5 separate regions of the Homo sapiens genome follow, and all the other regions are linked to region 5. A link is a loop called in an ENCODE intact Hi-C map of the cell type or tissue named here. Cell type or tissue: dorsolateral prefrontal cortex. All regions are shown on one strand. Each heading gives the region's core, and the rest is flanking DNA. Links, peaks and the distances in the headings are about the cores only.

What was found. Peaks named below come from ENCODE experiments on the same cell type or tissue, not always from the same donor. Only the 100,000 strongest peaks of a DNase experiment are listed, where the experiment ranks them.
Region 1: it touches region 5 in a loop (3-fold over the local background); 3 of 110 quality-filtered maps call a loop at or near these places.
Region 2: it touches region 5 in a loop (2.8-fold over the local background); 14 of 110 quality-filtered maps call a loop at or near these places.
Region 3: it touches region 5 in a loop (9-fold over the local background); 109 of 110 quality-filtered maps call a loop at or near these places.
Region 4: it touches region 5 in a loop (6-fold over the local background); 30 of 110 quality-filtered maps call a loop at or near these places.

The regions. Positions count from the first base shown.
Region 1 is chr20:48,748,507-48,754,368 of GRCh38, forward strand. The region is part of intron 1 of PREX1 (phosphatidylinositol-3,4,5-trisphosphate dependent Rac exchange factor 1); the gene reads right to left. Among named protein-coding and RNA genes, the nearest start is that of PREX1, 77 kb to the right of the region's middle. RefSeq lists enhancers at 920-1,515, 3,118-3,247. In dorsolateral prefrontal cortex, for the core only: no CTCF peak of the experiment used is centred there; a DNase peak (open chromatin) is centred at 2,935; H3K4me3 peaks cover 784 bases; H3K27ac peaks cover 4,000 bases.
Region 2 is chr20:48,725,722-48,731,583 of GRCh38, forward strand. It overlaps PREX1 (phosphatidylinositol-3,4,5-trisphosphate dependent Rac exchange factor 1), which reads right to left. Exons shown (of 40, transcript NM_020820.4): 5 at 569-670. Among named protein-coding and RNA genes, the nearest start is that of PREX1, 99 kb to the right of the region's middle. In dorsolateral prefrontal cortex, for the core only: no CTCF peak of the experiment used is centred there; DNase peaks (open chromatin) are centred at 2,534 and 2,890; H3K27ac peaks cover 4,000 bases.
Region 3 is chr20:48,654,622-48,660,483 of GRCh38, forward strand. It overlaps PREX1 (phosphatidylinositol-3,4,5-trisphosphate dependent Rac exchange factor 1), which reads right to left. Exons shown (of 40, transcript NM_020820.4): 16 at 5,298-5,440; 17 at 3,515-3,607; 18 at 2,419-2,567; 19 at 669-754. Among named protein-coding and RNA genes, the nearest start is that of PREX1, 170 kb to the right of the region's middle. In dorsolateral prefrontal cortex, for the core only: CTCF peaks have their summits at 2,436 (motif pointing right), 3,272 (motif pointing right) and 3,473; DNase peaks (open chromatin) are centred at 1,742, 2,300 and 3,300; H3K4me3 peaks cover 1,680 bases; H3K27ac peaks cover 4,000 bases.
Region 4 is chr20:48,632,232-48,638,093 of GRCh38, forward strand. PREX1 (phosphatidylinositol-3,4,5-trisphosphate dependent Rac exchange factor 1) reads right to left here. Exons shown (of 40, transcript NM_020820.4): 31 at 5,480-5,521; 32 at 4,232-4,452; 33 at 2,445-2,544; 34 at 265-408; 35 at 46-160. Among named protein-coding and RNA genes, the nearest start is that of PREX1, 190 kb to the right of the region's middle. RefSeq lists an enhancer at 3,807-3,946. In dorsolateral prefrontal cortex, for the core only: CTCF peaks have their summits at 3,736 (motif pointing right) and 3,935 (motif pointing left); a DNase peak (open chromatin) is centred at 3,750; H3K27ac peaks cover 3,027 bases.
Region 5 is chr20:48,902,613-48,908,474 of GRCh38, forward strand. No RefSeq gene overlaps it. Among named protein-coding and RNA genes, the nearest start is that of ARFGEF2, 16 kb to the right of the region's middle. In dorsolateral prefrontal cortex, for the core only: CTCF peaks have their summits at 2,610 (motif pointing left) and 2,811; DNase peaks (open chromatin) are centred at 2,172 and 2,609; H3K4me3 peaks cover 446 bases; H3K27ac peaks cover 466 bases.

The sequences.
Region 1 (5,862 bases), core at 1,251-5,250, 150 kb before region 5:
AAAATAGCAACGTATACTGGATGACCCGCACCTGGATTTTCTACTTAATATAGCTCAGAGATCCTTCCAGATCATCTCACAAGAAGCTTCCTTGCAGATGCCAGGAATGTACTGTTTGAATGGACCATGGTCCTTCTACCACCCTTTCAGGGGCTTGGAACAGACAAATCACGTCTCTCCTCTGTGAGACGCAGTAGATGAGTGTGACGACACCAGGGCAGGAGTGACAGGGGCTGCGGGAGCCGAGGGTGCACCATTCATGTGGGGTCACGTGGGGAGGCCGCAGGCCCAGGACCACCAGAGGTTCGGATTTGGGTGTTGTTGTGGTTTTTAATGAAGCCAGAAATTAGAATTTTTTTTCAAAAGAAAAGTCTCCCAGTTTTGAAGTGTTGGTGAAAAAGCCCTCTGTTATTGCAAGGAACTGGATTTTAGGGGTTGTGAGTAAAAGTGGGGGGACCAGGGCAGTAGGGTGCAATGGTGCCAACAAGAGATGACGGTGGCCTGGCACCAGGTGGTGTGGGTAGAAAAGTGGCAGAAAGAAGAGCTGCCGAGGGGTCACACGTATGGGCTGAGAGAGTCACAGGGATAAATGTTGGGGAAAGGAGAGACAGCAGAGTCAGCACCTAAGGGAGACCGAGGCCCAGCACCCACAGCCACCTCCGCCTGGTTTGCCGGAACTCCAGGATGTGGGATCTGGCTGTAGGCTAACCTGGAAGCAGCCACATGGAGACCCCTGGGAAAAGGAATTCATGGTGCTGTCATAGCCACAGGGCCACGGGGAGCTGTGGGGCCTATCAGTCACCTGCCCTGCCAAGATGGATGACAGATTGGGGGTCCACACGGGGGCTGCTCCAGGTGAGCACATGGTCTCCCTGTCACAGAGCCCAGGTGCAGGCTGATTAAGACATGGGCTGCAGGGGCCTGTCTCATCCCACCACGCTTGTCTAGGGAGATCTCTGAGTGCAGGAGAGATGGCGGGGACAGCCCAAGATAGTGCTGGGGTCAGGGGAAGCGGAGCAGGTAAGCAGAGAGGAGGCTAGCCCTCTGCACAAGGCTGTCAGATCCTTTCCATCACCCAGAGACACGACACGTCCATGCCTGCCCCCGGGAGCCCGGCCACCTGCCCAGACTCAAGCCTCTTGGGAGGGGGCGCAATGACAGTCCACATGGCGAGTCACAGAGGAAGGCAAGACACAGGAAGCAGCTTCGTCTCTGTCCACACAGAGTGCAGAGCCATCTCAGCCAGTCTTGGGGCTTTAACCCATTTATGCCTAGTGTTCCATTACTGGAATGCTAAGCTTGTGGGAGTTACTTATATCCTACTCTTCAAGGTCATTGCCAAGGTCTGATTTTTTATTAAAAAAAAAAATTGCAACCTCCAGCATAAATGGGTTAAATCCCCTTTTTTTATGACCCCCATGTTTATATCCCCAGCCTGGACTTCTCCCCTGAAACCCCCAGACTCTTATCTCCAGCTGCAGATTCAGTGTCTCCACCTGGATGTCCAAACTCAGCCTGTCCAACACTTAATTAATGACCTTTCCCAAACTCACACCGAACTCTTCCCCACTTAATGGCACCTCTGTCTTTCAAGGGCTCTAGCCAAAACCCACTAGCCGTCCTCAGCCCCTCTCCTCTGACACTCCATTTCCAATACATCAGCAAATGTTACCAGCTTTACCTGAATACTACAACCACTGGTCCCCATCTCCACAGCCACCACCCCCCCAGTCCAAGCCATCATCATCTCCTGCCTGGACTAACACAGCCATTTCCCTCCTGGTCCCCTTCACCCTCCCAAAAGTCTGTTCTCTACACACACAGCCAGGGAGATCCCTTTAAATATGTACAGGAGATCAGTCAATCCATGCCTTTAAAATCTCCATGGCTTCCCACTGCACTTAAAATCCAAATCTTTCCATGGTCCCCATGATCTTGTCCTTGTTAATCTCTCTGATCTCATCTTCCAGTACTTCATCCTCCCACACACCTCAATATAAATAATCTTCAGCCACACTCTCATTCTAGATTCTATCCACCTGCCAAATACACTCCTGCCTCAGGACCTTTGCATATGCTGTTCCTGCTTGCAAGATGTTCTCCCCCATTCTGCCCTGAGCAGCCTCCTCATCCATCCGGCCTTAGTTCAAATGTCACCTCCGCCAAGAGGCCCTCCTCTTCTTAATGCAAACTCCTATCTTCCCATCTTGCGTTAGGAGCTCATTTGACAGATGAGGAAACTGAGGTTAAGCAATCTATACAAGCTCCTAAGGGAAAGGCCAGGATAAGCAGGGATCATGGCTGGGATGAAACCATAACCCCCAATCCAACATCAGAGGCCAGGTTTGGAAACTGGTGAGTCTGAGTTTCAACCATGGGTCCTTCCTGCTGTGTGACCTCAGGAAAGTGCACTAGCCTCTCTAAGTCTTCATTTACTCTTCCCAGTGGAATCATAGGAATACAGCACCTTTTAGAATGTCATGGGATAAAGTGAATGGAAGCTCCCTGAAGGCAGGGACCCTGCCTGTCTTGTTCACAGCTACGTCTTCAGGGCCAAATGTAGTGCTCAGCAAATAGCAGGTGCTTGAAAATCAAAGGAAGGTTTGGAATGCGCCTGGCACAGTGCCTGACCCATGCCGGAGACCTCGACTCAGGCTCCTTGGAAGTCTGTGGATCCTGTTTTTGAAACGACAATGAGCGGAGGGGACAGGGACTGGGGTTCCTAGAGGATGTTTTAACAGGGCCTGGGATACTGACAGGAAGTCAAGCTCCAGCCTCCCCAGACTAGAGGGAGACAAAGGCAGCCTCACCCAGCACAGCCAGGGAGGGCAGGAAGCTGGGAGTGCCGCACTCCGCTGGCCTAGATTGGGGCTTCCTGTCCTGGTTTCTTCACACGAGCTCTGCCACCGCTATTGTGCTGCAACAATGGGAGGCTCGGGCCACCCACTGAGGAACTGCAAACAAGCCGGTGTGAAGGCCACAATGGGCAGCTCGTGACCCGGAAAGAATGGGCAGCAGAGGCTCTGGGACCAGCCCTCCTGCTGCCCAAGGCACGACTGGCTTTTCCAGGCAGCACGGCGTCCCCTGCACTGGCAGGATGGTGAAAGGGACCCTCCAGGGCGACTCTTCCTTTGTCCAAGGCTTGACAGCTTTGAAACACTCAGGTCAAAAGCAGCTCTCATCTCCGAAGCCTCCCTTAGACACAATACTGTTCTCAGGATTTCCAGGGCTGCCTGAGAAACTCCTCCAGCCTCGGAAGCTTTGCCCATGCCTGGACCACTTGTCCTCACATCTGCCCAAGTCCTCCTCTTCATTTTATGAATGTGATGATGAAATACGTCAGGGATACAGAAAAGAATAGAGAGAAACAACAAACACCCACAAACTCATCACTACCCAGCTTTGGCAAATCTTAATACTACACCGAATTTGCTTGAAACCATTTGCAAAAAGAAATTCAACAAGTCTAGGGGAGGCACAGACTGGAAACGGGATGAGGAGGCTCTTGGGGGTGCTGGAAATGTTCTATATCTTGATCTGAGCAGTGGAGACACAGGTCACTGCATATGCAAAGCCCCAGCAGTATGCACTCGAGATTAGTTCAGTTTACCCACAGTACCATGCAAATATCAAACCTCCATGTATTAAGTAGAAAAGGCAGAAAGGAATCATTACAGAGAGAGGTGAGCCACTGGGCACCTTCTCTCCCTGCAAGGTACTTGGAGCTGGTGCTCCTCATTCCCACGCATGCCTCTGCCCACTTACCAAGCTGTGTGCATCTATAAGCAAGAGAGAATATTGTTTTGCATGTTCACAACATTTTTATAAGTAGCATGCTTTCAGCAACTTGATTTTCTCACTCAACATCATGTCTTCCACATTTACCCATGTTGATATGTACACTGGGCAACATCTGCTATCCAGACCCCACCCTTACCCCACACCACATCGAGCTGCCAGCACCTGCATCTCTTGGCCTGAAGACCCCGCTCTCATGTGCAGGGCAGGCCAGAGGTGCGGAAGAAGTAAGACTGCCTGGGAGCAGCCCTCAGTGATGGCCAGCAGGACCTGGCATGAAAAGACAGATGAGGAAACTGAGGCACTCGATGGACACTATCTCCCCGAGTGCCTTGATGGATTCAGCTCCGGTGGCCCCCATGGTAACCCGCTTGATGACACACCTTTCTTGGCTGCCTTCTCCTCCCTGCCTCACTCCCCCACTCTCCTATTGATGCTTCCTGGGGTGACCTCCCAAGTATGCTACTTGCCCTTGAATCAGTCTCGGGTCATGTTCTTTGGGGAATCCACAATAAGACAGACCTCAAGTTGTTCATTTCATTGCTTACTAGTCAAAATCACAGCATGAAGTAACCACTGCCATGCTGCAGACACTTGTTTCAAACATCCTTACTGTAAACAATGGCACTCAGGTGTAAGTTCTTTCAGCTGTATACTCTCGTCGACTGGGGTATGGGTATACAAGTTCCTCTAGGTGATGCACATGTTTCCTCGAGCCCAGGCGTTCAAGTTCCTCTAAATGTATATCCAGGTCTTCTGGGGCATAAGAGAAGGACCAGAGAGACTGTTTACTCAGCTCCCAGCCTGAGTGTTTCCAGGGTCCCCAGAGCTCTAGACTGAGCAGGAAGCCACATCATAATTGATTAGTGATGTCTGCCATGGATGTGGCAGGGAGAGGGTTAGAAGGATGATGAGTTTGCCATCTCCAACAAGCTCCCACTTAATGGAGATACCAAGAGTATGAGACACTGGTCTGAGGTCAAACAGCAAACTGGTGACAAAACACAGATTAGAACCAGGTCTCCCGATGCCAGGCCAGGTCTCACCTGTCGCCCTAACCTGAGCCCAGTGGTTCTCAACTTGGGGGTGATTTTACCCCCTAGAAGACATGTGCCAATGTCTAGAGACATTTTGGGTTGTCACAACTGAGGACAGGGGTGCTCCTGGCATCTAGTGTGTAGAGGCCAGGGATGCTGCGAAACACCCTACAGTGCACAGGACAACCCCACAAAGACACAGCTGACCGCAAACAACAGTGACAAGGTCAAGAAATCCTTGCCTCAGAAAAGGCTCTAATTAAAACCTAGAAAAAAATCCAACCTCTTCCACCGCCCAAATACTGTCTAATGCGGGCTCTTCTCACCCCACTGGCTCAGCTGCAGGTACACTGGTCTCCTTTTTGTTTCTTGAACACACCAGGCCCCCAGCATCCAGGCCTTCGCACGTGCTGTTCTTTGCCTACAGAGCTTTTCCCAAGACATTCAATTGGCAGGAGAGGTCCCTCCTCTCACAGGCCACCCCTGGACCCATATAAGAGAGGATCTCACCCACTACATAGCCACCTGAACCCTGTTACCCTTCACAGACGTCTCCGCTATTGGCTGTGCTCTTATCAATTAAGTATGGATAGGTTTGATCATTCAGTATCATCTCCCTCACTAAAGTATCAGCTCCCTCAGGGCAGAAGTCAATTTCCTTGGCCGTCTACGCAGCGCCTGGGACAGAGGCTGGCACACAGCAGGTGCTCAAGAGAGACTGGTATGTGGAGAAAGGATGGGAGAGACAGGGAGAAACTGAGAACAGGCTCCAGAAAGTAAGCTGATATCGAGCTGGGAGAGGCAACTAGAATAAGAACACCTTTTTAACTCACTAACTACACCTTTAGGCCTCATTATGTGCAGGTGCTGCTCTAGGTGTTTTAATCCTCAAACTCGAGGAGGCAGGCATTGTTATTACTATGTCCATTCTACAGAAGAGCCTAAGGCCCAGCGCAGTAAAGACCTTATTTAAAGCCACACGGCTGGCAAGTGAAGGAGCTGGGCCTTAAACCCAGACAGTCTCCAT
Region 2 (5,862 bases), core at 1,119-5,118, 180 kb before region 5:
AGTGCAGCACCTGACCCAGGTCTCAGCCAATCAGAACACAACACTGCCCTGCTCACTGTCATTGGATCAGAGTGGAGTGAGACCATGTCTCAGCTAATCAGAGCACAGCAATAGTGATTGGTTCAGGGGTAAAGCACGGGTCTAAGCTGACTGGAGGATGATAAATGGTACATGCAAAGGCTTCATGTAATTTGTCCAGGTCAAAGCGCATGACTCAGGCCCAAACCATTTGGCATATGACCTTCCCCTGGCTGCAGATAGCCAAAGACAGAATGAATCTCAGGACTTTCCTCAGCTCTTAGTAGAGAGGTTCACTCTTTCCCACTGACCTTAAACTTGAGAGGATGTGAGGCCAGGAGAACCACAGCCACCTGCTGCCACACTGAAAATAAGCCTGAATGGTGGAAAGCAGGGTGAACGAGAGAGAAAGAGGCAGGGTCCTGGTTTAAATCCAGCCCGGCCCAAAGCTGACACTGCTGCTAGACTTCTCAGATACTTGAACTAACAAATTTTATGTTATGCTGAAGCCAAAGAGTTTTCTGTCACTTCAAATACGGGAAAGTCTCACCTTAAGGAGGAGCGGGTACTTGCAGATCCTCTGGATCGGAGACAACAGGTAGCCTTCCAAAGGGATGTCCGTGGTCTTCCGGCCTCCCAGAAGCATGCAGCTCTGCAAAGGGACAGGAGACCTTCATGAAACCCACCAAGGATAGCACAGGGACATAGCCACCCTCAACCATGAGAAACGCTCTCAGAGCACAGCTACAATCACTTGGCAAGCGATTTAGCGACCCGTAGAAGTGAAAACGTGCATCATCTACAACCAACACAAACCCTACTGGGCCAAATCTTGCCTACTCCCCATTTTGGTAAGTTTTATTAGAAACACAGCCACATCCATCACATTGGCTGTGGCCCCCTACAAGCTACAACGGCAGAGCTGAGTTGTTGGGGAAAAAAAGGCCATATAGTGGCAAAACTTAAAATATTGACTATCTGGCCTTTTACAGAAAAATTCACCCATTCCTGGTCTAGAGAAGCTTTCACATATACACACCAGGAGACTCAAAAATGCCTTGCTTACAACAGTAAAAAATGGGACGCGACCTAAATATCCATCACCTGAGAATGGAAACATCTGTATTTTTGTTTCAGTCTGTTTGCAGCAGATTTATACAATGGTAGCTAGCTATGCAGCAGTTAAAATGAGATAACCAGGGCCACACGTAGCAACACGGGCGAACCCCAAAAATGTACTCTTGTGCAAAAGAAAGAAGGATATGTACAGTATGAAGCCACTTACAGAGATCTTTTAAAGACATGGCACATAAAACTATGCGCTGTTTATGGAGAGCATGTATGAGGTCAAATATAAAGACATGCGTGTTAAAGGAATGCACCCAATTCCAGTGGGGGTTCCCTCTGTGGAGGGAGAGTTTTGGGTTGGAAAGTGAACCAAGAACCTTCAACTGTTACTGAAAATGTCCTAGTTCTTTAGCTGGGAGGAGTGTACGTGATTCTGTCATATGCATACCTCTATTTTGGCTTGCAGAGTTAAAAAGTACAGCTCTCTTAGGAATGGAATACCGTTACCCTAACTCCCACGCTCAGCCCTAAGCTCCTGTCCACATGAATCAACCCAGTGTTCTCCATGTCAATACTTCCGCCCTGCAGCCCCCTTGCCTCTCTCGGCTCATTCCATGCCTCTTCTCTGGAATGTATTCTCTTCCCCAATAAAAATAATAATAATAATAATACTGCTATCATCCATCGTAAACACTGACCAAGAGCTAATCATGTGTCCAGCAGGCCTCTAGGGCTCCCAACCACCAACCACCCTATCAACTGAAAACTATGATTATTCTCATCTCACAGCTTAGATCCCTGGGGTGTGAGAGGTTTAGTCTTTTACTCCAAGACCATCCCAGAAAAGTGAGTCACAGAGCTGGGACCTAGAGCCAGGCGGGTTGACACCGAGTCTGGGATTGAAACCATGATGCCCATGTGCCCTTACCCCAAGCCCACCCATGCACCAAGGCCATCCCTGCCACCCAACCTGCTCTCAATTCCCAGGACTTCTTCCTCCTAGAGCCTTCATAGGTGGCCATTTGTTCCACGTGGCTCTCAATCACATTACAGGCACTACCCTCTCCTTCAGAGAGGCTCCAACTTAAGAATCCATTTTTGTTTGGCAGGAACCATGAGTTCTGCTGTGTTTCCCTGCCATGCCCTTCACAGTCCTGGGTCCCTCAGGCTCACTATGTGCCCATTATGTGTAAGTGAATGAACTAACCAACTAACTAATGAAGGAACCACCCACCAGCACATCCAGCCATTCCTCCTCAACACCACCCTGGCAAACTGGAAATGAATCCAGACTCTTGGGAAAAGGGATTCCCATCCTATCATTTATTCATTCATTCAACAAATACACATTGTGTGCTGTGTGCTGTGTGCTGTGCACAGTTCCAAGCACTGGGGGGCTGCCCAACAAAACAAATTCCCTGCTTATATTCAAGTGAAAATAAGACCATAAGAACACATACCATGTGCCCACCATATGCCACACGCTGTGCCTTGTGCTTCACATACACAGAAAGTTCATGCCGAAAGCCTAAGGAAATAAGCATGGACCACTGTCCCCTACCACACATGGGGAAATCGTGGCACGAAGAGCTGGCCCAAGTCTCAGAGCTACTTCCACTGCCTCTTAGGGATCACAATAAGCTCTGCCTGGAAAAGCAGAATTCTGGGGACCCCAGGTCCCAGCTCTAGCTGAGCTGAATGGCCCCCACCAGTGTTTACCCCTGGCACAGATGGGGGATTGAGGCTGCGGCAGCTGGGAGATGCCGGGCCCCACGCTGCTCACACTCAGGCCTTTGTCCTAGGAGCCAGCACTTGCCACAGGCTGCCCTGGTGATGTCAGCTCTGGGCAGAGTGCAGGGCGCCTGGGGGTGGGGAAGTGCTTTCTAGAAGCCCCCAGGGCTTGGCGTGAGAAGGGCCCATCTTTGTCCAGGATCAAGGAGTTTTCACAAGATTTTCACAGCCACCAAGGACACTTCCCCACAAACACTCTAGATTGTGGTTTCACTTTATTTTCTTTTAAAAAAAAACAAAAACAAAAAAAACAGGCAAACACACACAGAGCTAGCATTCACTATTCTCACTACATTTCAGGCACTATGGGAAGAACTTCTGAGAAGTCCTTAAATGCTCAAAATTCACAGAAGTGAGTTAGATGAGGCGTCAACCTCATGGTCTTCCCAACCTCCTAATGGCAGCACGTTCCTGGACTATCCTGAGTCCTCCCTTTCTGCCCATGCTGCCCCCCTGGCTGATCCCACCCTGACTCGGCTTTTTTTTCTTTTTTTTCCTGGACAGAATCTCATTCTGTCGCCCAGGCTGGAGTGCAGTGTGCAATCTCGGCTCACTGCAACCTCTGCCTCCTAGGTTCAAGTGATTCTCCTGCCTCAGTCTCCTGAGTAGCTGGGATTACAGGTGCACACCACCATGCCCAGCTAATTTTTGTATTTTTAGTAGAGACAGGGTTTTGCCATGTCATCTAGGCTGGTCTTGAACTCCTGACCTCAGGTGATCTGCCTGCCTCGGCCTCCTAAAGTGCTAGGATTACAGGTGTGAGCCACCGTGCCTGGCCCTGACTTGGCTTTAAACACCATCTTTCTTTATATTGAAAACACTCAGGTTTATCTCTCTAGCCCCTAAACTCCCGACTAGAGTCTCTGCTGCCCCCCCAATGCCCCACCTGGATGTACTGCAGGTATCTTAAGCCTCACACATCCAAAAGGGAATGTTTATTTCCCTCTCCTACCCTAGCCTGCACCCTCTTGGGAAAATGCAACTCCATTCTTCCAGTTGCTTGGGCCCAAAACCCTAAAGTCATATTTGACTCCTCTCGTTCATTTATATCCAAAGTCAATGATCAGGCAAATTGTGTCAGCTCAGGCCCTCATGCTCTATGTGAATCCAACCACCTCTCCCACCACAACCACGCTGTTCGCAGACACCATCGCTTCCTGCCCGGACATTGCAGTAGCCCTGCAGTCGGTTGAATGGTGTTCCCCAAAATGCCAGGCCCCCACAAAACCTCAAAATGCAACCTTATTTGGAAATTGGATCTTTACAGATGTATGGTAATTAGTTAAAATAAGGTGATGCTGGATTAGAGGGGGGACCCTAAATCCAATGACTCATGTCCTTATGAGGGGAGAAGACACCAAAGAAGGCCATGTGAAGACAGAGGCAGAGATTGGAGCAATGCTGCCACAAGCCAGGGAGCACCGACGGCCGCTGGAAGATTAAAGAGGAAAGACAGGATCCTTCCCTGGAGCCCCAGGAGGGAGCACCCACCGACACCCTGATTTCAGACTTCTGGCCTCCACAACTGAAAGAGAATCAATTTTGTTGTTTTAAGCAACCCCATCTGTGGCAATTGTCCCGGTCCCCTAGGAAATGCAAACAAGACCCTCCCTGGACCTGCACTTCTACCCAGATACTAAAGGGGGGCCTTTCACCATGCAAATTAGCTTCATTCATGCCTCTGCTCAAAACCCTCCCACGGCTTCCCATCCCACTCAGAATAAAACGGAACATTCTCTAAGGCAAAGCCACGAGCTCCAACGTGAAGGGATCCCACAGAGCGATCCTACAGACATCATGCTGCGCAAAAGCCACCACACACACACACACACACACACACACACACACACGCACATCCTGAATGATGCCGTTCATAGACGATGCTAGAATAGGAAAAACTAAGCTTTGGTAAGAGAAGTCAGCAGAGGGATTCTGGAGGTCTGGGGGCCATGACTGGGAATGGGCAAGAGGGAACCTTCTGGAGTGATGGGAATGTTCTTCGATCTTGGTGGTTCCATGCTATAGACATATGTAAGCATTTGTCATCCTGGGGGTGGACTTACTGCATGGATGCTACACTTTAATTAAAAAGCTTTTTTAAAATCTCATACTTGGACTGGGCAGAGTGACTCACACCTGTACTCCCAGCACTTTGGGAGGCCAAAGAGGGAGGATTGCTTTAGCCCAGGAGTTCAACACCAGCCTGGGTAACATAGCAAGACCCCATCTCCACAAAAAAAAAATTAAAAATTAGCTGGGCATGGTGGTGCACACTATAGTCCCAGCTTCTCAGAAGACTAAATGGGAGGATGGCTTGAGTCTAGGATGTCGAGGCTGCAGTGGGCCATGATCAAGCCATTACATTCCAGCCTGGGTGACGCAGCGAGACCCTATCTCAAAAAGCAAAAACAAAACAAAACAAAAAATTTCAGACTCTTTCCATTGACTAAATGCTCCTTCATTACCTGGTTTCTTTCAATCTCTCTGACCTCATCTCCTCCTGCTTTTCCTCTTATGGCCTTCACTCTAGTCACCCTTGGCTTTCTTGCAATTCCTCAAACACACTCCTACCTCAGGGCCTTTGCACACGCAGGTCATCTATCTCTCTGAAATGCTACATAGCCCCTGCCTCTCTCTCTCTCCTTCACTTCCTCCACATCCCTGGTTACATGTCACCCAAGATGCAGTTTTCCCAAAGACCAATCTAAAACAGCATCCACCATCCTAACTTCCTCAAAACATCCTGTCACCCTTATTTTACATCCTCCAGAGAATTTAACATCACATTATCATTGAAGTTCCCCCGACTAGAATGGCCACTCTATGAGAATAAGGACTTTTCTTGCCTTGTTCATGTCGGATCTTTAGCCCGTAGAATGATCCCTACCGCATTATAGGTGCTTAGTAAGAAGTTGCTGGATGAGTAAATGAATAAATCATCCCCATTTTACAGACAAGAAAACTGAGGCAGAGAAAAATTAAGAC
Region 3 (5,862 bases), core at 1,160-5,159, 250 kb before region 5:
CTTTAAAATATTATCAAATTCTCAGTAACCTTCTGTCATGGTATGCGTTTTCTTAATGAACACCTAGTAAACACACAACTATGACCACACAAGTGAAAAATTTATGTTTAAACTTTAAAGGGAGGGGCACTTAGATGCAAAAAAAGTTTGGGGGCCCAGTATCATAGACCTACTTGGTTCCATCTCCAAGACATAGTGACGCCTTTAATAGCACACAAGGAATAGGCAATGCAGAAAGCAGAGGTCTTGAACTGGTGGCCTTTCGGCTGGATCCGGCCATAGAAGTATTGCGGCAGAGCCCCCAAATTTGCATTGGTGGCTTCTCTTAGAAAATCAAGTCTGGTGAGAGTGGACCCACATTCCTGTCTGGCAATAAGGAGCTCCAGCTGAGGAGCCACTGCTCCTTCCAGAGTGAACATGTATTTTTTCACCTTGCCATAGTCCTCACCACTACCCACTGTCTTCCACTGGGATGGCTACCCACTTGTAGCCTGCCTGACCCCAACAGGCATTTGTGTTTGCAAGTCTTGGCATCAGGCAAAGAAAATAAGTGCTGATGGTACATTGTCTGGCAGAAGCCTAGAGTTCAGAAGGCTCTGAACTCCTGCCACACAGACAGATCCACCATCTTCTGCACCTTTCCCCTCTCTCCCAAGGCTCCCACTCACCTCTCCCCACAGCATAGACGTACGGTGGGGCAGCTCCACGAATCTGGAAGCACAGTGTGTCCGGCTGGTCGGGGATTTTGATGATCCTGCACCAGGTAGAAGAGGCAGGGAAAAAGGCCATGAGGAAAACCAGCATCACTCTCAATAACCCCGGTGCCAACCCAGAGACTTTCTGCCTTGGAAACACTGGGAAAATTCAGCCCAAAATAGTAGTAGCACCACCAGGCTTTCCAGCTCCCAAATACAGAGAGAAATGTCAATCAGGCAGAGCCCATGCCACCAGGATCTTTGATTAAGCACAACCCACTGGCCTGCCCTTGGAGCTTCTGTCCTCGAACAGAAATTCCAGACCATCCTCCCACACCTCCATCATTCTCCTGTCCTAAGACCCTTGGAGGTGAGACCAGCACTCCAACCAGTCAATAGTTTAACAATCGCAGGTGGGAGGGTGAGAAGTGATCTGCTGGTACATCTCGGTGCTGACCCTAGAAAAACACCCACACAAGTCCCCTAGGAAGGCAGGTCTGGGCCATTCTGTGGGTCGATCCCCAAAGCAGAGAGGCAGCACCTGCCAGGGAGGGCAATGGGTGTCACTGCTCCTGGAGCATCAGTACCCTGCCCACATCCCCGTCTAAGGCAGGTCTCCAACCCTATGCTGCACAATTGTCCCTCCCATTCCCCCCTGCAGATAAAGCCGAGCTGGGAGCCTGCTCTCAAACCAGGTGTTTCCACAGCTTTCAGCAGACACATTCCACCTTGGTGCTTTCTGCCACTTCCACATACCAACCCATCGATCAACCACATTTTCCCTAAGTCAGCTCGCCTTTTTACTGAAATAATCATATTTAAAACTTTCCACCCCTCCTGTCAAGAGAAGATCTGTGTTAAATAAAAGGGAAAAGTGAAAAACCAGATGCATAATTTTTCAAAGACAAAATGCTTTGCTCCCCGGTACCTACCCCTAGCACGGGTCTGCTCCTCCCACCCCTGCTCTCGCACTCTGCTGAGCCACCACCTCCTCAGCTCCCCCGAGAGCCACCTTTGCCCCTGACAATCTGAGCTCCACTTGCAGCCACAGGACTTCGATCAGAAGCTTCCAGTGGCTCCCCATGGGTCCTTGCCAGGGGCCTCCAGGGCTGGACCCCGTTACCCTACAGACCTCACTACCCAGCCCTCCCTCTCACTCACTGCTCCAGCCCCATCAGCTTCCTTCTGCTCTTCCAATGCGCCAGACACGGTCCCACTTCAGGGCCTCTGCCCTAGCTGCTTCCCCTGCCTGGAGCCCTCTTCCTCCAGAAATCCCCTTGACTCCCCCCTCATCTGCTTCGGGTCTTCACCCCGACTCGCAGTGACGTCTCCCTGACAGCCATCCCTCTGCACACTCTGGCCCCTTTCCCGGGTTTATAGAAACTTATCTGTGCCACGCTCACCAGCACAGGCTCAGTGTCTTACTTCTGTATCTGCACATTGTCTGTCTCCTGCCTCCTCCCCCAACTAGATCTGAGATCTATGAATGGCAGGAACCGCATGCATCCCCACGTGGCTGGATTCCCAGGGCCCAAACTGCCACCAAGCACAGAGTGGCACTCTGTAAACATCTGCCGAATTAATGAAGGTCCAGCTTGTGTTGTGTGACTCCAACAATGGGTCCCAGCCACGGGGGACCAGGACAGTTCATGCCACCCCAGCCCTCAGCCACCACTCAGCCTGAGAGGGAGGGCTGCCGGACACCCCGCCCTGGGACACTCACTCTTTGGCCTTCGTGGCCACCAGGAGGCGCAGAGGGCGGCGGGAGCAGAAGGACTGGTTGAGGATGGACTCCACCTCTGAAAACGGCCGCAGGAACACCAGGTCCTCATTGATGGAGTAGATCTTCCTCCCCACCTGCAGGCCAGCCACCTGGGTAGGGACGGCAGAGGACAGACGTGCACACCAGTTACTAAGCTCCTTCCCTCCTCACCAAGGAAGCTCAAATGTGTTCAGCAGAAGGGTGCTGGCCCAAGGGATCCAGCAGGACTGGGTGACTGCGTGCTGTCTGTGGTAAGCAGTTGAGGGGCACAAGGGACCTGGTTCTGCCTCATGAGCCACAAAGGGAAGCTCATGGGAGGGCAGCTGGGAAAGGTATTCCTCCTGAGGGGAAACTCTGCTGGGGCCTGACCCTGTTGTGTGGGGACACGAGGGTCACACCGGGGTGGCCATCTTATGTCTGTTAGGGCCTGGCGAAGAAAGATGAAGACCTGCTGACCCGAACCAAGATTCACAACTGCCTCCTTCCAACCGCTCACATCACTGGCAAGGTCAACCTAGCCGCTCCGGCCATGGGTATGTCGCTCCTTGCAGCCCAAAGCATTCCTAATTGCCACAGGGGCAAGCTGGGCTCCAGCCAGCACGGCAGGTGCATCTCCCCCACCCACCTGCACACGCCCCAGGCAAAGCCGGAAGGCCCCAGGGCTGAATCCTCGGCCAGCCACACCCTCACTCTCCTAACCTATCCTCCTGTAGGCTTTGCATCAGACAGCAATGAGCTTATCTTATTCAAGCCACTGTGACTGGTTGCAGAAAACTGAGACACCTGCTTTTTTCCTGTACCTCCCCACAATGTCCAGCAGAGGGCAGTGGTGGAACACACCAGGAGCACAGCCCCGGGACTCTGCACTCACTCCCAGCTACTGTAGCCACTGCAGACAGTGGGTCCTGGACTCAGTTTCTCCACGTGAGCAATGAGAGAAGAGGAGTCAGCGATCATTCCAGAATCTCCTGGGCTGGGCTGCCTCAAGGAGGGTGAAGAGAGACACCCCGCTCTGCCACCTGCACACGGTCCCTGCCAGCTCCCCCGAGGGCCTCACCTCAGCCAGCGAGCCCCTCTGGACGGACTTCACCACCACAGCCTTGTTCTTCTCCTCGATGTCAAAGCCATAGTCCTCCTCCTGGGGCAGGATCTGGGGGCCCAGGGCAGAAGGAACCCGGTCAGGGAGCGAGGTGGGCCTACGGCCAGCCCCACCGTGGCCCCCACAGGACCATGACCTCGTCCCAGGTCTAGTAGGGAAGTGGCCAGATCCAGGTGGGCGAGACAGAGCAAAACGCAAACAGCACCTGGCAGAGCCAGTGCTCACTCTGTGCCTGCCACTGGCTTAACGAATCACACGGATCCAAAGGTGTCCAGCCACCAAGAATGTGGAGTCAGGGAGTTTAGGGAGGAGCGGTCCCACCCCAGGGCAGGATGGCAGGCATGCTAGAAACAGGTCTGGGGGTTCCCCAGTGCGGGGGATACAGGGAAAGGCACTCATTCAGTCAACAGACATTGATTGAGATGCTGCCCATCACACGGGCCAGGCAGTTCTCATGGGTGCTGGAGACACCATCTAGAACAAGACAAACAAGCCCAGCCCTGCTTAGTGCGGGAGGCCAACTATAAACAAATAAACAAAAGAAATACAGGATGTGATGCAGGGAGTGTACGTAGTTGGAATTAAAGCACTTAATGGGATAGGGCACGGCAAGGGGGCAGAGAAGGTGCTATCGGAGCTGAGGCCTGAACGAAATGAAAAACAAAACTTCATAAAGAGTGGAGGAACATGCTCCAGGCAGCAGACACAGCACGTACAAAGGTCCTGAGGGAGGCCCCAAGGCACTGGAGGATAAGAAAAGAGATCAGGAGGTCAGGCGCAATGGCTCACGCTTGTAATCCCAGCACTTTGGGAGGCCGAGACGGGTTGATCGCTTGATCCCAGGAGTTCAAGACCAGCCTGGGCAACATAGCAAAACCCTGTCTTTATAAAAAATACAAAAATTAGCTGGGTGTGGTGGCGCAGGTCTGTTGTCCTAGCCACTGGGGAGGCAGAGGAGAGGAGAGAGGAGAGAGGGGAGGGGAGAAAGGGGAAGGGAGGGGAGAGAGGGGAATGGAGGGGAGGGGAGGGAAGAAAGAAAGGGGAGGAGAGAAAGAAAAGGAAGGAAGGAAGGAAGGAAGGAAGGACGGGCACGAGAGAGAGAGAGAAAGAAGAAAAGAAAACAAGAAAAGAGAAAAGAAAGAAGAGAGAGGAAGGAAGGAGGAAGGGAGGGAAAGAGGAAAGAGAGAAGGGGAGGGGAGGGGAGTGAGAGGTTTAATTTTATCCTAAGTGTGACGGGAAGCATTGGGGGACTTTACAGTGAGGGGCATGAAATCAGAGGGAACAGCAGTCCCTGCAGTACTATGGGAGAGAAGTTAATGGAGCCGTCTTCATATGAGTCAGGCTTCAGCTCCAACCCTGGCAGTGACCAGAAACCTAACCTCTGAGCCTCTGTCTTGACTGCCTGCTGCAGGCCACGCGTTAAGATGGGGGCTGCTGTGGGGTATGCAGGATGAGTTGCTTCAGGAGGCCAACCTCTCTATACAGTGTACGGGGAGGGGACAGGAGAGGCAAGGGAACAGAAAGGGAGACCTGCAAGCCCAATCTCTTTTGTTAGGAGGGTAGTCTCAGCCAGTGATGCAGCCTGGCTTCTTGGCAGAGTTGCCCCCTACCACCTAGAATCCACCTATTCTGGTACTCCAAGCTGAGCCCCCTTCCCTGTGCATAACCAGAAGGTCGCCCAGCTCCCATGCCTGCAGGGGGCTCTGGCAAGGAAGGGACAGCTGCTCAGCTGTGCTCCTACCAGCAGGCGCTTGGCCAGAATGTTCTCCACCAGCTTGAAGTCGTTGCGAAGCTGTTTGTTCTTGCTGCTGGTCCCCTCCATCTCCTCGTCAGCATGAAAGCGGAAGTACTGGGACTCATCCCTGAACTCGCTCTTCTCCAGCACTGCAGATCCACAGATGTGCACTCAGTGGTCAGATTCACAGGGAAAGTTTCAGCCATGTTTGCCAACTGGCAGGCACAGGCTGGAACTAGGCCATGGACACGTTTGGTTTGGCAAACACTATTCTATTAAAATGGAATCATATGCCAACACTAACATATTAGGATATTTCACAAAGCGATCTGGCTTTCTGACTTCTCTTGAAAAGTCTGAACTTGCCTCACCTGCTATAAAAAGACATTAATATTTTACAAAGCCATAGTAACACACAGTGTGGAAATGCAGTAGAAACAGATCAATAACCAGCAGAAGGGAATAGAAGTCACATAAGAGGACTAAGTGTTTGCAGGAACTTAGTCTATGATGATGATTTATGATCATAGAGTATTCTGCAGATGGTGCATGGAAAACTGACTTGCCCAGG
Region 4 (5,862 bases), core at 1,299-5,298, 270 kb before region 5:
GAGGTTTCCTGACTCCTGCCCCCAACGGGGACCCCAGGCGGATACCTGAGTTTGCGGTAATACTGCTGAACTTTCTCCAGGGACTGCGCGTTGATGTCCTGCTGCAAATCCTCCGCGGCCTGGCTGCCTGGAGAAGGCAGCCCCTCCACGTTCTCCAGCACTGGGAGGGGAGATGTCGGGGGCGGGCAGGCGGTTGGGAGCCGGTGTGCTTGGTGGCCTTGGCCCGGCCCCCGTGGTCCTCCCTGCCCCAGGCCTGAAGCTCACCTTTCGTGAACAGCGCTGTGTGCAGCCTCAGGCTGGCCCCACCCTCCAGGCGGGAGGGCAGCTTGGAGAAGTGGTAGCTGTCGAGGTAGAAGATGACCTTCAGCGCCTGCCGGCTGCCCTCAATGTGGTAGAAGACGTTGGTGTCTGCGGAAGGATATGGGGCAGGATGACTCACCACCGAGGCCAAGGCCAGGGGAAGCCCTGGCACACCTCTCCAGAACAGCTGGCACCTCCCTGCCCCCAGGTCCAGGGGGGCACCCTGGGACCTCCCTGTTCTCCCGACTCTACAGGGGTAGCCTCAGACCTCCCTGCCCTCCTGCCCTCTAGGGACAGCCTCCAGCAGCCCTTCCCTCTCACTCTCCGAAGAACTGCAGCTGACACCTCCCTTTCGCCTGCTTCATCAGCTCCTAGTTCCGCTGCTTAATTCTTGAACCTGATGCGGACTCTGCCTACTTAGGGGGTCCACAGCATTTGGGGTCAGAGCTTCCCCAGCGCTCCTTGTACCCTCACCCGGTAGCCCATGGCCCCTGCCTGGGAAAAGCTGCCCTCAAACAGGGTATACATCTGATTCATAGCCAGAAGGAAGCGCTTAGGGCAGGGGGTGCAAAATATGGCACCCAGACCCCATCCTGCACCCATGGCAGACATCACTCATCGATCAAAGCTCTGCCCGAGCCAATCTCAGCCTGGAGACAGGCAGCTGCTGCTGCCTATCAATTCCAATTGCTACTCAAAGAGAACCTGCCCTTCATCTAGACTCTAGTCCATGCATTTTCAGCAGGAGAGACACTGTCCCCAAGGAGGTGAAAACTGGCTCGTGGGAAGGAGAATGAAAACACTTTCCTCTTTTAATGTATAATAAGCACAGATGCACAGATAAACAGACACAGGGTATACCCGTAGTAGTATAATTTCATGGGGGTGCAGCAATTAGGAAAAATTGACTAAAAAGGTTTTTTATGAAATTAAATAAAATCTAATGAAATGAAAAAACTGAGAAACACTAATCCAGTGCCTGGTTCCTAATTAAACCCACATGCCTCAGAAGCCCCTGGAGGGCTTTCAGCATACAGGCCTCTGGACTCCACCTCCAGAGTTTCTGAGGCCGTAGTTCTGGCTGGGCCGGAGAATATGCCTTTCTATCAAGCCCCCAGGTGCTGCTGGTCCAGGGGCCACGCTCTGAGAACCCCTGCTTTCAGAAGCAAGCCCAGAAGTTCCCAGCCCTGGCTGCACATCCAGACTACCCAGCACCCAGACCCCACCCCACAAACCGATCAGAATCGCTAGGGCCCAGGGCCCTGGGATCGTTGCAAAGTTCCCTCAATGATTCCAGAGTGCAAGCAGGGCTGAGACGCACTGGTCTAGACTATGAGCTCCAGGAGGGTAGGAATGAGGACCATGTTACATGGCCCAAAACGCAGCCTGACATATACTATGTGCTCAAAATTATGGACATGTAAATAGATGGATGGATGGACGGATGGATGATGGTTGGATGGATGGATGGATGGATGGACAGATGTTTGGATGGATCGATGGATGAATGGATGCATGGATGGATGGATGAGTGGGATGGATGGATGGATGGACGGATGGATGGATGGATGCATGGATGCCTGGATGGATGGATGCATGGACACATGGGTGGGTGGATGGATGGATGGATGGATGGATGGATGCATGGATGGATGGATGGATGGATGGATAAATAAATGGGTGGGCAGGTGGAAGGATGGGTGGAAAATAGACACAGAGAGAAAGACAGAAAGAAAAAGGGAGAAAGGGGAGAAAGCGTGGAGGAAGGAGAGGTGAGGACACGAGCAAGGGAGGAAGGGAGGATGGAACTTAATTATGGTACTTATTTAAGCCCTTTAAAAATCTTAAGTTTTCACATCTCTAGGGAATAATTTTATTAAGAATTGGGTACCAGTGTCATTCTCTTTTAAGAGCTGTTGGAAATAGCCGGGTTCATACAAAAAGAAACCCCTCTTTTTCCATGTGTGCCCCAAAGTTCGGCTCTCACACTCATGTTGGAGGCATGAGGTTTGACAGCACTGAGTACTGAGCCCACCTTGGGCAGCTGGCCCAGAGGCAGGGGAAGGACAGGGTGACCCCAGAGAGCTGTCCCTTCCACCCCAGGACCCCACCTCTCACAGTGGGGGATGGGAGAAATCACTCACTGGCCACATAGTTCTCGTCCAGCTGCTTAAAGGAGAAGGTGACATTGTCCAGCTCTGACAGCGTCACCCAGATGTCCTCCAGCATGGTCCGTTCCTCCTTCTGCAGGAAGAAGACAGCGCGGAGGAGTCTCAGATGCCAACCCTGCCCCAGGGTTTCCTATCAAGATGCTGAATTCAACTCTAGTCGGCACTCCACACTGTGGGCCCCCTGGGTGCCAGGTCCTGAGCGTGACTCTCCAGAGTGGATGTGAAATCATGGTGTGCTCTGTGGCTTGTCCTGCACTTTCAAGGGTCATAGAACCCATCTCTGCCTTAATTCACTGAGTGATCCTAGTAAAGTCACTGCCTCTCTTGCCTGGATCACCAACCAGGCTTCTAACTTAACCTTTTTGAGCCTAACACACTCAAATAAAAGTCCCCAATTCCTTCCTCAACCTCCCCCAGTCGGTCCCATGTCAGCAAATAGCACCAGCGTTCATTCGGTCATCCAAGATCCAAACCTTTGACTTCTCAGTTTCTCTCCCGCTCACCCTGGGCCTGGTCCATCACCAAGTCTGATGGGGTGACACTAAAACATCCTCCAGACCCACCCATCTCCCTCCAGCTTCCTGGCCACCACCCAGGTTCAAGGGTCCACCATCTCTTGTCAAGATGACACCAGGTTTCCCTTCTGCCACTCTCTGCCCCCAAACAATACATCCTACAAGTCATGTTTTGAAAACTTAACCCAAATTATATCACTCACCCAGCTCCAAGCCTCTGAACCCTCCACTGCTTCCAGATTAAAGTCTCAGGCCCTACAGAACTGGTCCCCACATCTCCCTAGCCCCTGCCGCTCCCCTCTGGTCACACCAGCCACTCTTCGGGGCCTTTGTACATGCTGGTCCCTCTACCCCGCACACTCTTCCTCACACTGTCTGCCTGGCTGGCTGAGGTCTCAGCTCAAGCGTCACCACCTCACACAGGCTGTCTCTGACAGAGAAGCTGCAGTGCCCGCCAAGCTTCCTGTAGAGATTGCCTTCTCCCCACCTTCCTTCCCTCCTCTGTCCTTTCTTCTTCTCAAGCTGCTTCCCCCAACTAGGAAGTCAGCTTCAGGCCCCCAGCTCCCAGCTCAGGGCCTGGCACATCGTGGTGTTTGGAGAATGAAGGAACTTGGCCCAGCATCCCCATGTGAGAAGAGGAAGGGGAGGGCTGAGTGTTCCCTGCTTCCTCCCTGGGCCCCAGGTTGTGCATTCTGAGAATCAAGTGATGGCCAATCTGTGCCAGGCAGGCGTCTTGTGCAGCAGCAGCCAGCAGAGGGCGCTCCAAGGCCAGGCCTCCCCACCAGCCAGCAGCAGGGGCTCCAGGAGCCAACCTCAGAGGCACTGGTGACTCTCAGGTCCTGGCCGGATGTCCAGCAGCATCCCTGGCTTCCACCACCCCACTCCCACCTCAGGCCCTCAGTTGTCACAACCAAAAACATCTCCAGACATTACCAAGTGTCCCCTAGTGGGGAAACTGCCCTGGGCTGAGAGCCGCTGGTCTGTAGCATGGATTCTGTTATCTGTGTGTGTGTGCCTCCCTCCCTCCCACTGGGACAGAAGATCCCTGGGTACAGGGACTCTGTTTTGTTCACTGCTGGACCTTCAGTGCCTATAAAACAGCACACAGGTGCTCAACAAATAGCTGCTGCGGGAATGACGAGGCCAGGGGGAGCCTGAGTAAGTGGGCAAGGGCTCCCTCGACCCGGCCTGGGCGGGCACCAGTGGGTGGGCCAGCGGGGCCGCCCTCCCGCCCCACTCACTCACCACTGTGGCTGGCGAGAGCAGGGACTGGCAGTGCAGCAGGACGCCCGTGGCCGCCACCTGCTCCAGCCACTTGCGGCTGGCGTCGCGGCTGCTCTCCTCGTACTCGCCATTGTTGTTGTAGCGGTAGCCCAGGGCCGCCAGCAGCTGCTTGGAGAAGGTGCACACGGCGGCCACCAGGGCCTGGCAGAAGATCGCGTCTCTGCGCAGCTGCAGCTCCGTGTCTGGGGGCAGAGGGCAGGAGGCCTTGCTGGAGGGGCGCTCCCGTGCCACCAGGAGGCCCACCCCCCAAAACCCTGGGTCCAGGACCCCTCATGGAACCCCCAGCAAAGGGCTAACATCAGGCCAGAAATTACTTTTTGGTGGACATCCCAGCCACCAAAAGCCAATTCCACAAAAATCAATTCTACGAAAAGCAAGCCCATTTGCCAAAACTGTTCTCTCAGTGACTCATCTGCCTGCTTTGAAAACCAAACAAACAAACAAACATCTTGTGATTTTCCTAAGGGTTTCCCAAGACCCTCACCCTCAGCCATTTCTCCTCTCATTATGGGATTCCTTGGCCTTGGCCAGTAGAATGCCAATGGTGCTAAGCTCTTCTGCCAAGCTGCACATGTTCAGAAATGCAGTTTAGCATTTTCTCTATTTTGGAGAACTATGCTTTCTTCCTTCCCCCACCTCTGCCCTTGCCCCTGTCCTTGACCTTGGCATGGTCTGAAGAACTGGCCAGTTTCAAGCAATTGGTCTCTCAGGGTCCCAATCTTCTGGAAGGAATTATTTCCAATGGCCGGCTTCTGGCCAGTGAGTTTTTTAGTGACCAAATTTGACCCAGATCCTGCAGTAGCACCCCCTTGGCTAATTTCTAGAAAGAAGGCAGGGATAGAGAAGGTCTCCAAGATTCTCCCGCTACCTCCTCCCCCTTCCTCTTCCCCACTCTCTGCTGGGTGGAAGCCCCCAGGCTGGGGCTGAAGGCTCTACCGGCACAAGGCCCCCTAACATCGTCCTCTATCCCGGGGCCCCGTCAACATCCACCCAGGCCTGGGCAGTGGCACAGGACAGGGCTCCTGGCTCCAGTGCCCTGAGACTTGTCCCTTGGACACAAGAGGAAGAAGCAAGTTTCAAGTAGCTCTTGGAGGGGCTCCAGGCCAAAGCGTTGCCTCCCCCCGTCCAGGCCCCGAGGGCATGGATGGTCGGCCTTGGGTGGTGGAAGAGGCCGGGTATGTGCCCCCCACACACCTTTAAAGGCCTCACCTGTGCACTTCAGCAAGGCCAGGAGCAGCTGGTTCTTCCCATCTGGAAGGAGAAGGGAGACAGAAAGGGGGACGGGCTGGGAGGGGGCAGCAAGAGGTGAGGGCAGAACCGGGCCCCTCCCCATGGCACCTCCCAAGGTGCTCTGACCCTTCACAGCAAAGCCCTGGCACCCAAGGCTGTGCTCAAGGAGGTTTTATTGATTGTCAGGTAAACTCCAGGAACCCCTGACCTCAGGCAGTGGAACCCCAACTGTGAGCCCCATCTGTACGTGCAAGCCTGGGACACAGATGGAACCAGCCCCTTTAATCCCTGGGCCACAGCCCCTGCCCCACACCTTGTTCACATAAGTATGGTCACACACACGTACAACCTAGATACACACG
Region 5 (5,862 bases), core at 950-4,949:
GGACTGTGCTGAAAATGGTGGGACAACAGTTTCCAGCCTCTTGGACTTCTCAAAGGCAGTAAAAATTCTTAAAAATAAAATGAATGATTGGGCAACCGAAATAAGATGGTCTACTTTTTATATTGCCAAGTAAAGACTACAGGATAAAATAAAATTAAAGAAATATTTTTTCCATTACTTCACAGTAAAAGAACATTTTAACCACCAACATCACTACCCCCAAAAAGGAAAGGAGATTAATATATTAACATAAATGGTAGTTGTTTAAGTTTACTTTCATGAAAATTTCACTACATGCCTGTGTGTTCCCCCATAGTACCAGGAACTGATAAACAAAGAAGCAAACGACCTCCTCACCATCTACAGTCTAGCCAGGTGATGGTGGGGGGGGGGGCGGAGAGAGAAAGAGAGAGAGAGAGAGAGAGAGAGAGAGAGTGTGTGTGTGTGTGTGTGTGTGTGTGTGTGTGTGTGGTCAGAGGATGTCGGATGTCAGATATCCCAACTCTAAGGAATTCTGAGATGTGTAAAAGGGATTGTTTTGCCCAAAGGAGGTTTTCAGGCTCTGAAAAGAATAAAATCCCAGGATAACTGCTTTAATGGAGGCACAAGCAACAAGAGAACCCCAAGACAGAAATTAGTTCTGATTGGCTGGGAACGGTGGCTCACACCTATAATCCCAGCACGTTGGGAAGCCGAGGCGGGCGGATCACATGAGGTCAGGAGTTCAAGACCAGCCTGGCCAACATAACGAGACCCCATGTCTACTAAAAATACAAAAATCAGCCAGGCGTGGTGGAGCACACCTGTAGTCCCAGCTACTCAGGAGGCTGAGGCAGGAGACTTGCTTGAACCTGGGAGGCAGAGGTTGCAGTGAGCCGAGATCACGCCACTGCACTCCAGCCTGGGCGACAGAGTGAGACTCAGTCTCAAAAAAAAAGAAGAAAGAAATTAGTTCTGATCATGGGAAAACCAGGTGAGTAGCAATGATCTCAGCAGGCTGAGATGAATTCTATGCAGCCACAAGTCTGGGAGATAATGTTTACCAGACCAGAGAGAATCTGTAATTCCTACGGCCTTGGTACCTTCAGGAATAGAGAGATTCTATTGCCAAATAATGACTTCCAGGTGGTGCATTAATGACAACAGTGGGTAGTTTTGGTCCCCTCTGCCGCTGGGCCCAGGGGACTCTGGGAACCATCACCCTTGGTGGGATCTGGCTTGGGAGTTGGCCCTAAATCGCCTGCCATGGGAGCGGGTTTAGAGGGGAAGCAGTGGCCCCCCAGGAGGTCAGGGGTCCTAGAGTCATCTAGAAGAACAACAGAAAGAAATACCTAGGGCAGGTCAGGCGCGGTGGCTCACGCCGGTAATGCTAGCACTTTGGGAGGCCAAGGTGGGCAGACCAGCTGAGGTCAGGTGTTTGACACCAGCCTGGCCGACATGGCGAAACCCCGTCTCTACTAAAAATACCAAAAAAAATTAGTTGGGCATGGTGGTGGGCGCCTGTAATCCCAGCTACTGGGGAGGCTAAGGCAGGAGAATTGCTTGAACCCGAGAGGTGGAGGCTGCAGTGAGTCATGATCGTGCCTCTGCACTCCAGCCTGGGCGACAGAGCAAGAATCTATCTCAAAAAAAAAAAAAAAAAGGGCCAGGCACAGTGGTTCATGCCTGTAATCCCAGCACATGGGGAGGCCAAAGTGGGAGGATCACGAGGTCAGGAGCTCAAGACCATCCTGGCTAACACGGTGAAACCTCATCTCCACTAAAAATACAAAAAATTAGCTGGGTGTGGTGGCACGTTCCTTTAGTCCCAGCTATTCGGGAGGCTGAGGCAGGAGAATCACCTGAACCCGGGAGGCGGAGGTTGCAGTGAGCCGAGAAGGCGCCACTGCCACTGCACTCCAGCCTGGGCGACAGAGCAAGAAAGAAAGAGAGAGAGAGAGAGAGAGAAAGAAAGAAGAGAAAGAAAGAAAAGAAAGAAAGAAAGAGAGAGAGAAAGACCTAGGGCAGCAGACACCAGGCTTTGGTCTGTGAGGCTCTGATACCCCGCCCCCCACAAGCTGCTGAATGTCCTTGGAGAATGAGAGGCGAGGGGATGGGAGGCAATGGGGCTGAAATCACTTCTAGGAAGGAACTACCCTCTGTGCTTTCCCATCAGGCAACTGAAGGAGCAAGTTCCCGGGGCTGGAAGCACAGCAATGAGAGGGAAGCACAGAGGTCACGGGTGACAGTGGGGAAAACGAGGCAGCAGTGGAAATGTATCAGAAGCAAAATGTGCTGGGTTTTGCCTAAGGCTAGCAATGCAAAACAAATCAGGAAAGTCCCCTGGACTTCGTGAGGTGGGCTCAGGCACACATGGAAAATTGTGGTGAGGGAGGAGATTTTTTCCTAATTAGCACTGAGGGATCCAATAAGCCAAACCTTTTTCACACATGACATAGCTATCAGATTTTATCCCGGTGCCAGGGAAGCTCACGAGAATGATTCTGAGACAAGATGATGAAGCCAAAATCTTTCCCCCGGCTTTTTTTTTTTTTTTTTTTTTTTCTAAAGTGTAAAACAGGACCAGGTGGTGAGTCTAGTTGAACTGCTCGAGCATTGGTGCTCTCTGGTGGCCAATATAGAAATTGCATTGGCAGCGGTGCAAAAGTTTTCCTTTTTATGAAAAAAGTCAGATAATCTAAGAGGTGTTGCAGAAGCTAGCATTGCTTAAGAGGGATGTTTATTGGAAGGTGTAATCTTGGAGTTAGAATCTTTAACATGCTTCTTCTGAAACCAGCTTTTCCTCGTTCTCTGTCTTGGTAAATGGCCTGACCACCCATTGTTCCCCAAGTAAGAAACGTGGGGGTCACACTAGACACCTACTCTCCCTCATCTTCACACTCAGGCAGTCCCTGAGGCTTGTGCCCTTAACTGTCTAAATTTGCCTTTTTCTTCTTCTTTTTTTTTTTTTTTTCCTGAGACGGAATCTCATTCTGTCACCTGGGTTGGAGTACAATGGTGTGATCTCGGCTCACTGCAACCTCCACCTCCCGGGTCAAGCGATTCTCCTGCCTCAGCCTCTGGAGTAGCTGGGATTACAGGCATATGCCACCACGCCCAGCTAATTTTTGTATTTTTAGTAGAGACAGAGTTTCACCATGTTGGCCAGGCTGGTCTCCAACTCCTGGCCTCAGGCGATCTGCCCACCTCAGCCTCCCAAAGTGCTGGGATTATAAGCGTGAGCCACCATGCCTGGCCTTTTTTCTTTATTTCTTTTTTCTTTTCTTTTCTTTTTTTTTTTTTAAAGTTTGGGTCTGCTCTGTCACCCAAGCTGGAGTGCAGTGGGTGACAGAGCTCTCTGAGACCTCAAATTCCTGGGCTCAAGCAACAGTCCCACCTCCGTCTCCAAAACCACTGGGATTACAGGTGCAAACCACTGGGATTACAGGTGCGAGTCACTGGGATTACAGGTGCGAGCCACTGGGATTACAGGTGCGAGTCACTGGGATTACAGGTGCGAGTCACTGGGCCCTGCCTACCTAGCATCGCTTCTGTCATATTCTGTTAGCAACACTCTCCAAAGCCCAACCAGTTTCAAGGGGAGGGGATGTAGACCTCACCTTTCAATGAGAAGAGTGTCAACGAATTTGTGGACTTTATTTCAAAACAGCCACAACAACTAATTCCTGATAAAAACTGAAAATATGACATAATAAGGCTTTAACCACCCCCACGTTTGTTTATGTGTTTATGATCTGTTTCCCACGCTACAAATTAAGCTTGATGAGGGTAAAGACTTGGGCATTTTGCCCACTGCAGTGTCCCTGAGGCCAAGGACAGGGCTGAAGAATTACACGGTGATTAGATCAGAGGAAATATCACCGTCTCCCCTCCTCCTGTCTATTTTAGGCCAAAGCATCCTTCAACATCCAGCTCACAGCTCTTCTCCGTGGTCTTCTAAACTCCAGTTTTTCTTTGCCTATTCACCTGAGGGTCACTTTGTGCTATACTAAGTTGTCACGTCTTAAATTACAGCATCCAGTATTACCAGTTCAGCTGCTGGAGCCTGACACCCTGGACCCAAATCCCAGCTCTCATGTGAACCAGCCATGTAACCTTGGACAAGAAACCTCAGTTTTCTCTTCTGTTAAATGGGGGAAATATTGGGGATTTTGTAAGGATTCAATGAGCCAATTTAAGTAAAGCACTCAGAACAGTCCCTGGCCTATAGGAAGCACCAGAGAAGTAGTGTTAGCCACTATTGCCTCTTGTATCTCTGCATTGTAGGGTTCTTTATCCATCAATTTTTTCTTTCTTTCCTTCTTTCTTTCTTTCTTTCTTTCTTTTCTTTCTTTTTCTTTCTCTTTCTTTCCTTCTTCCTTCTTTCTCTCCTTCCTTCCTCTTTCTTTCTTTTTCTTTCCTTCTTCCTTCTTTCTCTCTCCTTCCTTACTTCCTTTCTTTCTCTCCTTCTTTCCTTCCTTCCTTTCTCTCTCTCTCTCTCTTTCTTCCTTCCTTTCCTTTCTTTCTTTCTTTCTCCTTTTCTCTTCTTCTCTCTCTCTCTCCCTCTCTCTTTCTCTTTCTTTTTTTTTTTTTGAGTCAGAGTCTCACTCTGTCACCCAGGCTGGAGTGCAGTGGTGTGATCTTGGCTCACTGCAACCTCCGCCTCACGGGTTCAAGCGATTCTCCTGCCTCAGCCTCCTGAGTAGCTGGGATTACAGGCATGTGCCACCACACCCATCTAATTTTTGTATTTTTAGTAGAGACGGGGTTTTGCTATGTTGGCCAGGCTGGTCTCCAACTCCTGACCTCAAGTGATCTGCCCGCCTTGGCATCCCAAAGTGCTGGGATTACAGACGTGAGCCACCATGCTCAGCCTCTTTCTTTTTTGAGATGGAGCTTTGGTGTGTTACCCAGGATGGTCTTGAACTTCTGTGCTCAAGTGATTCTCCCACCTAAGCCCCCCGACCAAGTAGCTGGACTGCAGGCATGAGCCACCATGCCTGGCTGTATTTTCTTTTCCTAAACCGCTTTATCAAGATACACTTCACATACCATAGAATTCACCCATTTAAAGTGTACAATTCAGTGGCCTTCAGTATATTCAGAGTCGTGCAACCATCACCACCATCTAATTTGGGAACATTTTCATCATCCTGAAAATGAAAGCCAGTACCCATGAGCATTTACTCCTCATTTCCCCCTCCTCCTAATGCCTGACAACCACGAATCTACTCTCAGTGTCTGTGGATTTGCCTATATCCATGGTATTTTGTTTCTTGCATCCTTTCATCTTTGTCTTGTTTTCTGCCTCCCAATAATAATAAACCATAAGACCCTGGACACTCTGTCCTCTCTTTTGTGTCCCTTCCTGGACTTCAGTGAGTGATTCACCTAATGGGCATCTGCTGATCAAGTAATACACTGGCCCTTTGACTGAGAACAAGCACAGAGCATCTACAATGCATCGGGTAATATTCCAGGTGCTGCATATACATTAACTCATATGATCCTTACACAGAAATCCATGACACAGGCACTGTTATTATCCCCACCTGACTGATAGGGAAACTGAGACAGGAGAAGTTGAGTACCTTGCCAGAGTGACATAGCCAGCAAGGAGGCAAAGCCAGAATTCAAACCTGGACATTTATGCCTGGAGTCTGCACTCCACCACTGCACCACACTTTCTCCTGTGAGGCCAAGTGGATGGGCCTTCATTTGCGAGCAGTTCCAGGAAACCTGCACGGGGGCTGGGAAAGAGCAAGGTGGAAGCTGCTGTAGATGCTCCCCCCACCAACCACCACCAGCCAACTACGTCCCTTAGTATTTCACAGCCTTGTGTAGCTCCTCAAGTGTGTATTCTGGACTGCTCTAGCAACTTGA